Linked DNA regions of Homo sapiens: region 1 is linked to region 2. The links are chromatin loops, found by intact Hi-C in ENCODE. Cell type or tissue: gastrocnemius medialis. All regions are shown on one strand. Links, peaks and the distances in the headings refer to the core of each region. The heading gives the core; the rest is flanking DNA.

What was found. Hi-C counts contacts between places; a loop is a spot of excess contacts. Peaks named below come from ENCODE experiments on the same cell type or tissue, not always from the same donor. Only the 100,000 strongest peaks of a DNase experiment are listed, where the experiment ranks them.
Region 1: a loop joins it to region 2, with 2.7 times the contacts of the local background. A loop is called at or near these places in 2 of 110 quality-filtered maps.

Annotation. Positions count from the first base shown.
Region 1 is chr15:43,789,101-43,795,057 of GRCh38, reverse strand. It overlaps SERF2 (small EDRK-rich factor 2), which reads right to left and starts at 2,738. Exons shown (of 3, transcript NM_001018108.4): 1 at 2,675-2,738; 2 at 1,975-2,083; 3 at 1-1,348. The coding sequence starts at 2,681. The coding sequence ends at 1,285. SERINC4 (serine incorporator 4) reads left to right here. Exons shown (of 12, transcript NM_001258031.2): 12 at 1-896. The coding sequence ends at 58. SERF2-C15ORF63 (SERF2-C15orf63 readthrough) reads right to left here and starts at 3,082. Exons shown (of 6, transcript NR_037673.1): 1 at 2,675-3,082; 2 at 1,975-2,083. It overlaps MIR1282 (microRNA 1282), which reads left to right and starts at 1,299; the gene lies at 1,299-1,399. RefSeq lists enhancers at 1-15, 737-1,590, 1,926-2,255, 2,044-3,243, 5,644-5,733 and 1 more and a silencer at 2,976-3,055. In gastrocnemius medialis, for the core only: no CTCF peak of the experiment used is centred there; DNase peaks (open chromatin) are centred at 1,791, 2,065, 2,337 and 2,877; H3K4me3 peaks cover 2,806 bases; H3K27ac peaks cover 3,427 bases.
Region 2 is chr15:44,533,891-44,539,847 of GRCh38, reverse strand. EIF3J (eukaryotic translation initiation factor 3 subunit J) reads right to left here and starts at 2,701. Exons shown (of 8, transcript NM_003758.4): 1 at 2,611-2,701; 2 at 2,421-2,524. The coding sequence starts at 2,653. It overlaps EIF3J-DT (EIF3J divergent transcript), which reads left to right and starts at 2,925. Exons shown (of 2, transcript NR_034170.1): 1 at 2,925-3,805; 2 at 4,374-5,343. RefSeq lists silencers at 2,199-2,248, 2,269-2,578, 2,769-2,938 and enhancers at 3,109-3,558, 3,246-4,033. In gastrocnemius medialis, for the core only: a CTCF peak has its summit at 3,140; DNase peaks (open chromatin) are centred at 2,125, 2,737 and 3,669; H3K4me3 peaks cover 3,152 bases; H3K27ac peaks cover 3,671 bases.

The DNA of each region.
Region 1 (5,957 bases), core at 374-5,373, 740 kb after region 2:
CTTGAGGCGCCGCCGCCACCGCATCATATCCCCAGATAACAAATATCCTCCAGTCTAAGTCCTTTTCACAAACTGGGGTTCCCCTGACATTGTACTCCTAGAGTTGGCTCAAGGGGAGCTGTCCAGCCCAGCTCAATACCTCAAGGACACACAGGGAGTTATCTCCGTTTGGGCTGAAGTCAATACTATGAACTGGAAGAAGTGGTCAAACACAGTCTAATGTGCTGGGCAGAGTGTCTGACTCACTGGAGCTACTGTTACATCTGCATCCCAGCTCAAGAGCCTAACACCCAAATCAGCAGCTCAAAGAACCACCGCTGATCCCAGCAGACAGTGTGGCACCAGCCCTTTCCTGGCTCTTGGGCTGGAAGTGGGGGTGGGGAAAGACCAACAGGGACTGAAGACTCGGCTCTGCCCTTGGAGAAAGGAAAATAAGGAGTTCAGCCCTGGGCACACGGATATAAGAAGCCCAGAACCACAGAACAAACCAGGGCATAGAAGAAAGGAGCACAGAGGCTACCCCAGGTTTTAATCCTGATTTTGAGGTCAAGGGAAGCGGGAAGACAAAACCACCCTCATTCCATGAGGAATGACAGAAGAGAAAGTGAACGCTTGACAGCAGCTGACCACGGGAAGTCGGTGAGCAGCAGGATTTTTTGGCCAACTTTCAAGCAGACGAACAAACTGAGGAAGAATGAGGAAAAGAGGCATAAACACAGATCTTGCAGCATTCACTCTTAGGCCAACTCCATCCTAGAGATGGTGTTCAAGGGTGGGGAACAAAAATCACAGAAAAGAAGTCTCTATGGTTCTTAGAGGATTCCTCTACTGCATATCCGGAGTACTTGTTTGGTTGTCATTGTATAATAAAGGCTTCTTCTGTGATGTTTCACTTATTAAGTCTACATACCCACAATCTGAATCTAAAGAGTTCTCCCTTTTTTGGTGGGAAAGGGCAGTCATTCTTCCAACCCCATCCCCCCAAGTCCCCAGTCAAACCAGGCGCTCAAGGAATTACAAAGCTACTTTTAATACTTTGGGGTGAGCCCCACAGGAATAAAAAACACTGGGAAGGGGTAACCCCCTCACCCCCGGGAGTGGCCCAGGGGGAGAGAGGCTACCTGAGGGGAAGGAAGCACAAAAGGGACCCGCTGCAGACTCAGGGCAAAGGGAATGCCATCGGTGCTGGGACCTGTGAGCACTACAGGAGGAAACGCGAGCGTGGTGGGACTGGCTCCAGGCACACAGGCGAAGGGCAAGAGGGTTGGACACGAAGCCACAAAGCTACTTGGGTTCCTCCTTCTTCTCGTTTGCCTTTTTCTGCTTCTGCTGCATGATCTCCGAGTCCCTGGGGGTAGAGATGATGGGGCACTGGGAGGTACCAGAGGGCAAAAAGGACAAGATGCAGGGGGATGAAGGGCACAAAGGATAAGATGGAAGTGGATGGGACTAAGTTCAGCGTTTGGCTGCTGTACTCCCACCCTAGGAGAACAAGAGGAAGAGAGCTGAGGCTCAAAAGGCGACCAGTCTCCATCTGGCTGTTGCCCAAGGGGTCAGAAGTCTGGTGACACAGGCCCAAGGGTCTCTATTCTGTATTGAGGACCACACCCAGCAACACCAGTGAGGAGGTTGGGAGAAGGGAGGAGAACCGAACAGCAAGGAGGGCCAAAAGTACTGGGCTGCCGTAACCACAACTGTATTTGAAATGTGAAGCTCCCTGCCCTTGCCCTTAAGGTCAGACCCAGGGACGCTCAGAAATCAGACTGAGGGCAGGCGCCCGCCCCCGTCCTTTCCTGTAAGGCTGTGAGCTAACAATTTGGAGGGTGGGGAGGAAATAAAACCCTAGAGGAAGCAATGCACTCTGCTCCTCACGACTAGTCCACATTCAAGCCCTGAGGTAGCTCTCTTTCCTTCTATAACCCTTGGTCTAACCCAGGTCTCCACCGTCCCTTTCCCTCCCCTCCCTGGGGCTACCTCTGCTTGCGGGCGGCAGCAGAAAGCCCGTCATCTCGGCGCTTTCCCTTAACCGAGTCGCTCTGCTTTTTCATATTCTTCTGGCGGGCGAGCTCACGCTGGTTACCGCCTAAGGAAAGAAAATTAAAGGTGAGACGCGGGGGCCGCTCTGCCCACACACCGGCGACCCTTCTACCCCAGCGCGGCCAGCAGCAGGATCCAACACCACTTCAATCTCCGGGCCCCGACAACGGCCCATCGAGGCCCAGGCTGCTTGGGGTAGGGGGGAGTGGCGAATCTGCCACGGGCCAGGTCAAAATACGGACTAGAGAAGGGAGGTCCCAAGGGGCCAGCTGGAGGCGTGTTTTGGGGCGGCGTGGGGCCCAAACAGCTGGCAAGGTGTGTGTGGACGGTTTGGGTCTCCGTGGGGGATGGGCTGGCTTGTGGAGTGGGGGCTCTGGGCCTATCACAGGGGCGCTGGCCTTCTCCTTACACCGCGGAAGATCCGGGAGGGCCTATGCCTAACCCGGGAGGGTGGTCCCGTGAAGTAGCCGTGGGCAAAGGGCTCGATTTCCGGGCACCGAGTGTGAGGGTGGCCACAGAGCGCGCCCAGAGAAACGCCTTGCTAGGGAAGCTACGGAAGGTCAAAGCCGGCGCCTCGCCGGTGGTGTTTAGGGTGAACGGAAAGAAAAGGGCAAGGAGAAGGGGGCTCGGTGCTCACGGGTCATGGCGACGGCAGCGGCTCCAACCTGCCTCCGTTACGTCCCCTCGTTCTGTCGGACGTTGCAGGTCCCGCCCCTTCTGGCAACGTAGCACAGTCGTTCCTTTCCTCCCCGCCCCTTCGCGCCCGGGAGCCGGCTCCCATTGGACAAGAAAAAGCACGTGGATCCACGGGTCGTGCTTGAGCCGGGGTGGGTAAGTGGCGGAGGGTCGCAGGCGGAGCGCTCAGCGTGGGGCGGGGCTTCCCGAGTGAGACGTAGGGACGGGCCTGGAGAAACTAGGCCGGGTCACGTGGGCAGGTTGGGGGTGGAGGGGTGCGGCTGGCGATGTGGCGCTCCCGCGGGCTCGAGCACGTGACCGTGCAGAGTGACCTCATGCGGGGACAGTTTGGGGTACTGACAAAGTCGCCCTGAAAGAACGCCCGTAGACAAGAGGGCGGGGTTTCAGCCAGTTCTGTGTTACGAGTACTCTACTACTAAACTTGTGCTTACTTAGGACCACCTCTCAGCCACTTATTTGGACACGAGTTGTTCACAGCTCGCTTAAAATCAAGTACAAACACAACTTCAGAAACCCGCTTCTACTCCCATTGTCCCCTTCCACGCCCCTTCACTGTAGAAAATCGCAGCAACATCTGGTATTTCCTAAAACTCTACCCTGTTCGTTTTCCCCCAGAAACTTTAAATGTGAACATGCAGCTTGGAAGTATTGGAGGACTCCAAAAGTCACAGACTATGGAGTTGGATCAGTGGCTGAGATTAGATAATTCACATATTCGCTTTTCCCCTCTGGAGCTTTTCTTACTGTACCATCGCCACCAGCCACCCGGTTTTGTATTAAGACCCTGGAGGGCCGGGCGTGGTGGCTCACGCCTGTAATCCCAGCACTTTGGGAGGCTGAGGTGGGCAGATCAGAAGGTCAGGAGTTCGAGACCAGCAGCCTGACCAACAATGGTGAAAACCCTAAAAATACAAAAAATTAGCCGGGCGTGGTGGCGCGCCTGTAATTCCAGCTACTTGGGAGGCTGAGGCAGGAGAATCGCTTGAACCCGGGAGGCGGAAGTTGCAGTGAGCCGAGATCGCGCCATTGCACTCCAGCCCAGGCGACAGTGCGAGATCCCGTCTAAAAAAAAAGTTAATAAGAATTAGCCGGGCGTGGTGGCGGGCGCCTGTAGTCCCAGCTACTCAGGAGGCTGAGGCAGGAGAATGGCGTGAACCCGGTAGATGGAGCTTGCAGTGAGCCGAGATCGCACCACTGCACTCTAGCCTGGGCGACAGAGCGAGACTGCATCTCAAAAAAAAAAGAGTTAATAAGAAAGGCTGGGCAAGGTGGCTCACGCCTGTAATCCCAGCACTTTGGGAGGCAGAGGCGGGTGGATCACGAGGTCAGGACATCGAGACCATCCTGGCTAACACGGTAAAACCCCGTCTCTACTAAAAATACAAAAAAAAAAAATAGCTGGGTGTGGTGGCAGGCGCCTGTAGTCCCAGCTACTTGAGAGGCTGAGGCCGGAGAACCGTGTGAACCCAGGAGCAGCAGCTTGCAGTGAGCCGAGATCACGCCACTGCCCTCCAGCCTGGGCGACAGAGCCAGACTCCATCTCAAAATAAATAATAAATAAACAGTTAATAAGAGACACCCAAGCTGGAGTGCATTGGCGTGATCTCGGCTCACTGCAACCTCTGCTTCCTGTGTTCAAGCTATTCTCCCACCTCAGCCTCCCAAGTAGCTGCGATTACAGGCACCCGCCATCATGCCCGGCTAATTTTTGTATTTTTGTTTTTCTGGAGATGGGATTCCATCATGTTGGCTAGGCTGGTCTGGAACTCCTGACCTCAGGTGATCCGCCCTCCTTGGCCCCCCAAAGTGCAAGGATTACAGGTGTGAGCCACGGTGCACAGCCACAATTGGGTATATCTTGATGAGCACAGCATATTCCTATAATCATGAAAGATACAGAGAAAAAAGCTCTCTCACACTTTCTCTCTCTCCCTCTCCCTGTCTGCCTCTCTCTCTCTAATATCCATATATGTATTTATATGTCTGTCTATATATATGAATTTTTGGTTTTTTTTGAGACAGTCTTACTCTGTTACCCAGGCTGGAGGCTGGAGTGGTATGCTCTCGGCTCACTGCAACCTCCACCATCTTGTATTCAAGCGATTCTCCTTTCTCAGCCTCCCGAGTAGCTGGGATTACAGGCACCCGCCACCACGCCCGGATAATTTTTTTTTTTTTTTTTTGAGATGGAGTCTTGCTCTGTCGCCCAGGTTGGAGTACAGTGGTGCGATTTCGGCTCACTGCAACCTCCACCTCCCAGGTTCAAGCAATTCTCCTGCCTCAGCTTCCCGAGTAGCTGGGCCTACAGGTGCGTGCCACCACGCTCGGCTAATTTTTGTATTTTTTAGTAGAGACAGGCTTTAACCATGTTGGTCAGGCTGGTCTCAAACTCCTGACCTCAGGTGATCCACCTGCCTCGGCCTCCCACAGTGCTGGGATAACAGGTGCAAGCCACTGTGCTCGGACTGTATTTTTTTTTAGTAGAGACAGGGTTTCACCATGTTGGCCAGGCTGGTCTCGAACTCCTGACCTCAAGTGATCTACCCACCCCAGCCTCCCAAAGTGCTGGGATTACAGGCTTGAACCACCATGCCCAGCCTATATATGAAAACTGATCATGATAATAGCTTTAAAGGAAAATAACAGATTCCACGCAAGGATGATATTCAAAATGTTTCGCAGTGCACACAGCTTAAGCACTGACCCATAAAAACAGATGTCAGTGTAATTTGAATGAAGACTCTGTGAACAATTCCACCTGGTATGAAGTAACTAAATAGTACTGCTGGTGCTATGAAGGGAGTACACCTGTGGACTCTGTAGACTTTAATTTTGATTAGGGAGGTGAAGTAAGTGATATTTGAGCTAAAGCAAAAAGATGAGAAATTAGCCAAGCCCAGGAGGGAAGGGCAGGGAGAACATTTCAGGAGGGAACAGCACGTGTGAAGGCCCTAAGGCCCTCCTCCCTCAGGTCATCCCATCAAGAGCCACAGGATTATTGTGTAGGTAAAGGGCAAGTCACTAATGCCTAATGAGCAGGGTGGTGTGAAACTAGGTCAGATAGGGAGGTAGGGTTGTGACAAGATCCAAGTTACTACTGCTAATATAACTACTAGCTAACATCAGGTGGGTTTTTATTTGGTACATTTAGTGTACTTTTCTTTTTTTTTTTTTTTTAGACAGAGTCTCACTCTGTCGCCCAGGCTGGAGTGCAGTGGCGCCAT
Region 2 (5,957 bases), core at 279-5,278:
CGGAGGTTGCAGAGATCGTGCCACTGCACTCCAGCCTGGGAAACGGGGTGAGACCTTCTCTCAAAAAATTAGATGAATAGATAGATTGCTTTAAGTTAAAAAAAAAAAAAAAAAAGAAAAAGAAATTTAGCACTAAAACAGCAACTGGGGCCGGGTGTGGTGGCTCACGCCTGTAATCCCAGCACTTTGGGAGGCCAAGGCGGGCAGATCACAAGGTCAGGAGATTGAGACCATCCTGGCTAACACGGTGAAACCCCGTCTCTACTAAAAATAGAAAAAATTAGCCGGGCGTGGTGGTGGGCACCTGTAGTCCTCGGGAGGCTGAGGCAGGAGAATGGAGTGAACCTGGGAGGCGGAGCTTGCAGTGAGCGGAGATTGTGCCACTGCACTCCAGCCTGGGTGACAGAGCGAGACTCCATTTCCAAAAAAAAAAGAGCAACTGGACAAGATAATCTTTGTGGTCCCTTACAACTTGTAAATATCCAAAACTTGTTCCAAGTGATCAGAATTATATTCATCAGAGGCTGGGTACGGTAGCTCACGCCTATAATTCCAGCACTTTGGGAGGCTAAGGCAGGAGAATCACCTGAGGTCAGAAGTTCAAGACCAGCCTGGGCAACATGGCGAAACCCCGTCTCTACTAAAAATACAAAATTAGCCAGGCGTGGTGGTGCGTGCCTGTAATCCCAGCTACTTGGGAGGCTGAAGCAGGAGAATCACTTGAACCCAGGAGGTGGAGGTTGCAGTGAGCCAAGATCGCGCCATTGCACTCCAGCCTGGGCAACAAGAGCGAAACTCCATCTCAAAAAAAAAAAAAAAAAGAATTATATTCATCAAGATCGATACCATTTAGATCCCTTAATCCCAAGGAAGTTATTCCATGACATTAGTCTAGACTATCCATTAAAACTTCATTTTCTGCAACTTCTTTCCTAATATCTCTAATCTTTTCTCTGCATTTGTTAATTTATTCCCAAATTTCATAACAGATGTCTTAACTGCCACTTCCTATATGCATGGAAAAAAATGAAAGGACCAATATGAACCCAAGGCTCAAAACTGAAAATCTGCTACAATGTAGAGGGGTAACTAATATCTTGTAATGCGGCTGGTAACAAAATCTAGTCCCATGTTTCTACAACATGTAAATAAAGCATCTGAGTGTCTTCAAACAATAACCAGTCGATTTATTAACTTCAATGTGTGCAAAGCTCACAACATTCTTGAACCTCAGGCTGTCAGTAAATCGGACATCCACACATCCAACCTCATCGGACTGGGGAGAGAACAGAAAAACTCAAAACAACATTCCTATTAAGTTCATAGTGATTATCTAGCTTAAACTTTTCAGCCCAGGCAGGATTTATAGGGTTCTCCGTTTGTGTTTATAAATTAGGAGAAATTCACTAAATTAGGCAAAACCACAAAAAAAAATCATTTTCCATTTCACACAAAACTTTATCTGCACAAATATAACAAGATTTTGAGAACTTTGTTAATAAGAGTCTTAACATTTTGGATTTGAGACTTCTGTAACTACTGTAAAAAAAAAAAAAAACCATGTAGAAGTAAATGTCACTTACAGCTGTATAATGAACCCTTCGGAGTTTTCAAAATCAAACGACTGAGGTAAAAATGATTATCTACAAGGCACAGACAAAACAACAACAACAACAAAAAACCACGGGCCCGTCATCTACAACCACCACCAAATCTTCAATATTTCCTTAGGTGTCGTATGTGTGTAGTTGAGTAACTGTCGTCTCTCCATTTCTCAGGTCACGGTGTGAACTACCTGGGTTTCTGTCCACTAACTGCGGGCTATCTCAGTGGTCAGTTCATTCTTTTTACCACAGGGTGGGGGAAGGGAGAGCCAAAAGTTATTTCCCTTTACTGTTTCTAGCTGTCTCGTGTGGGAAAAAAAGGTTGAAATTCAACTACAATATTTCACTCATCTAATCCCTCGAACAAACTGTATAAGTAGACCTCAGGGTCATAAATGAGTTACTGGCCCTGGGCTGACTTGAGCTCGAAAAGACAGGCGAGTCTCAAGGCTTTCCATATGGATAAGCTACAAGGCTCAATTCCCAACTTCCCGGTCTCATTCCTGCGAGAGGCTCCGGACCGCGAAGCTTGCACGTGGGCCGACCCGGCCGATGCTGTCACCTTTCGTCGCCAGCCGGCGGGTGGGATCCACGCCGGAGAGCAGACTCTCAACCGGCGAGGGAGTCCGGGAGGCCACGCTGCCAGTCTTCGGCCCACACATGGCCGGCAAGCGGAGGGGAAGAGAGCACCGCCAGGCCCTATGCTCGCGCCTGGACCCACGGCCCGCAGGCCCCGGCAGCGACCCGGGGCCCAGAGTCGGCCGGCAACAGCGCCAGCCCGCTTCCGCGCTGCCCGGCGCCCTAGCCCGCACCCACCTTGACGTCCTCGTCCTCGTCCTCGCCTTCCCAGCGGTCCCCGCCGGCAGTGCCGCCGCCCCCCACCTTCCGCACTGGGTCTTCCACGGAGAAAGCGTCGGCGTCTACGGAAGAAAGCGAGCCGTGTTAGTGCCTGCCACTGCGTGGGGCCGGCGCCGGCCCGGGCCCTGCCCCAGCAACTTCTCCTCACCCCAGGAGTCCGAGTCCCCCGCCGCCGCCGCCGCCGCCGCCATCTCGAGCCGGGTGTGAGCGTGTGTGAGAGGGAGAGCTAGCGAGGAGTTAGCACGGCGGAGGTGAGTCACTGGGTTTGCTCTCGTTGACCGGCGCGGAGCAGGATGGGACCGTGGCTGACTGTGCGCCGAGCCGAGGCCACGCCCCCTCAGGCGGCGGCGGCGACGCGCGCGGGTAAGAAGTGGGCGGGGAACGCGGTCGGTGGCGCTGCGGGGCTGAGGGAGAGGCGGAGGGGGGGGCGGAGGGGGGCGGAGGGAGGGGCGGAAAGAGCAGAGGGAGGGGCACAGGGGGCTGAGGAGTGCTGGGTCGGGCTTCCAGCTCCCTACAACGCAGACCAGTACTGGAGTTCGTGGTGCTGGAAGACCGCCGCCCGACTCTGGGCCCCGGGTAGGAAACGTAAGTGCCAGGAAGTTAGCAGAGTGGTTCTTTGGCTGGCGCCTGAACCTCGCCAGTCTTCGTCGCCCCTCCCCTGCCAACGCCTACCCCGCTTCGACCGGAGGGTGCGCTGTCCCTCTGGTCACTGTGATCACCGTCCATGGCCGCCTGCGGATACCCACGCCGTGCTCAGAAGAGGGCTCTGAGGCCACGCCCGCCTGTGGGGTCGGTGGCCGGGCTTCCGGGACCCCAGAGGGAGTCGTCGCGCGCTAGGTGGAGGGGACCCCTCTGGAATCCGGCGATCCCCGGGCGCAGATGCAGGAGCGGGTGGGGAGAGCCGCGTTCCTGGCATGTTTGCCTCGAGTTAGTCACGAAGGAATCGAAGAGAGCCTTAGTCTTCGAGGCTTTTCCCTTCCTGTGAGCCCCTTTGAGGCCAGCACATTGATTTTTTTTTCTTTCGCAGAACAATTTCGGACCTCCTGGGGTCTATGCTAGGTATGAGGTGTATCTTTGCCCTCCATCAAGTAGCAAAGATGGACATGTAAACAAATTTCGACACTGTGATGACTGCCACAAAAAGCAGCATTATGAGGTTGAATGTAAAAGGATAACCTTAGCGGCGGCGGGGGCCGGAGGATGAAGGAAGGCTTCCTGAGGTAGGCGCTGGTTGAAACTGAAGTTGGAGAGAGCAAGTGGCATTTGCTGAAGTGCATTTCCGGTAGAAAACTCCAGTGGTCCCTCACCTGACTGAGTGGCGCAGTCAGAGATAAATGGAACAGGTACACTGACCAGAAAGGGCAAGATGGGCTAAACTTCGCCGTTGGGCCACTGGGCTCCCCCGCAGGATTTTAAAGAGCTAGCCAGTAGATGGATTTTGTTTTTGTTATTTTCGCAATTTATTTTCAAATATGTAATACGCGAACTTGGTACAACATTCATGTGATAAAAAGGTAGATACGTGGGCAGGACGCGGTGGCTCACGCCTGTAATCCCAGCATTTTGGGAGGCCGAGATGGGCGGATCATTTGCTGTCAGGAGTTCGAGACCAGCCTGGCCAACATGGTAAAACCCCACCTCTACTAAAAATACAAAAATCACCTGGGCGTGGTGGCGGGCGCCTGTAATCCCCACTACTAGGGAGGCTGAGGCAGGAGAATCGCTTGAACCCGGGAGGCGGAGGTTGCAACAGTGAGCCGAGATCGCGCCACGGCTCTCCAGCCTGGGCGACAGTTAGACCCGTCTCAAAAAAAAAAAAAAAACAAAAAAGGTAGATACAACGATCAGCTGCTCCGCTCCGTTCTTTCTAGTGGTAACCATTGTTCCCCCTTTCTGGTGTTATCTTTTCAGAGTCTACAAATAAACATTTTATAAAGATGATCCTTCAATACATATTCTACAGCCCAGTTAAAATGTGAGAGGCCATGATCTACAGACAGCCATTTATAAAGGTGGATCAGGGCCGGACACGGTGGCTCAACGTCTGTAATCCCGGCACTGTGGGAGGCCAAAGCGGGAGGATCGCTTGAGCCCAGGAGTTCGAGACCAACCTGGCCAACATGGTGAGACCCCATCTTTACAAAAAAATATATATATCCAGGCATAGTGGTGTGCACCTGTGGTCCTGTGGTCCCAGCTACTCAGGAAGCTGAGGCAGTTGAGGCTGCAGTGAGCCACGTTCTGGCCACTACACTCCAGCCTGGGCATCAAAGTGACAAGACCAAAAAAAAAAAAAAATGTGGATTGGAAGGAGGCAAGAAAGAAGTCAGGAAAAGGGTGGAATGTAAGTCCCTAAGGACACAATCTTACTCACAATTGTATCTCCAACATTTGGCATAATGCCTAATACGTAAGTATTTTATGAATTAATTAAACGAGAACACAAGCCTAAATTAAGGCAATGGCAATGGAGAAGAAGAAACCAACTTGAGAAATATTTAAAGGTCATTGTCAATGGAACTTAGTGACTTTAATGGTTAATTTTATCTATCAACTTGGCTAGGCGATGCTACCCATGTTACTCAGTTTTTGGTCAAACACTAGTCTAGTTGTTGCTATGAATTGTATTTGTTAGATGTGATTAACATTTAAATCAGCAGACTTTGATTAAAGTACATTACCCTCTATAATGAGGGTGGGCCGCATCCGGTCAGTTCAAATTAAAACGAGACCCTTAAGAAGAAGCAATTCAGCCTCCAGACTGCAGCGTCAAATCTCCCTGGGTCTCCAGGCTGTTTGTCTGCCCTGCAGATTTCAGACTTGCCAGCTCCCAGAATAATGTGAGCCAATTCCTTAAAATAAATCTCTTTCTGCATATACACATCCTATTGATTCTGTTTCTCTGGAGAACCCGTACTAATATAGTGTCTGACTAGATATGAAGGAGGAGGGGAAGGGAGAAATAGATAGACGATGCCTTTGGATATTGAGTGACACTTATCTAGTTGCTTAAGTCAAAAACCTGAAAACTGGTTAGGCACGCCTATTACGGGCTCACGCCTGTAATCCCAGCACTTAGGGAGGCTGAGGCAGGCAGATCATTTGAAGTAATTCAAGACCAGCCTGGCCAACATGATGAAACCCCAAGACCACTAAAAATACAAAAATTAGCCGGGCGTGGTGGCACATGCCTGTAACCCCAGCTCCTCAGGAGGCTAAAGCAGGAAAATTGCTTGAACCCAGGAAACAGAGGTTGCAGTGAGCCGAGATTGTGCTACTCCACTCCAGCCTGGGAGAGACTCCATCTGAAAACAAACAACAAAAAAAAATGCTGGGCACAGTGGCTCACGCCTGTAATCCCAGCACTTTAGGAGGCTGAGGCGGGCGGATCACCTGAGGTCAGGAGTTCAAGACCAGCCTGGCCAATGTGGCAAACCCCATCTCTACTAAAAATAAAAAAAAAATTAGCTGGGCATGTTGGCGGGCACCGTAATA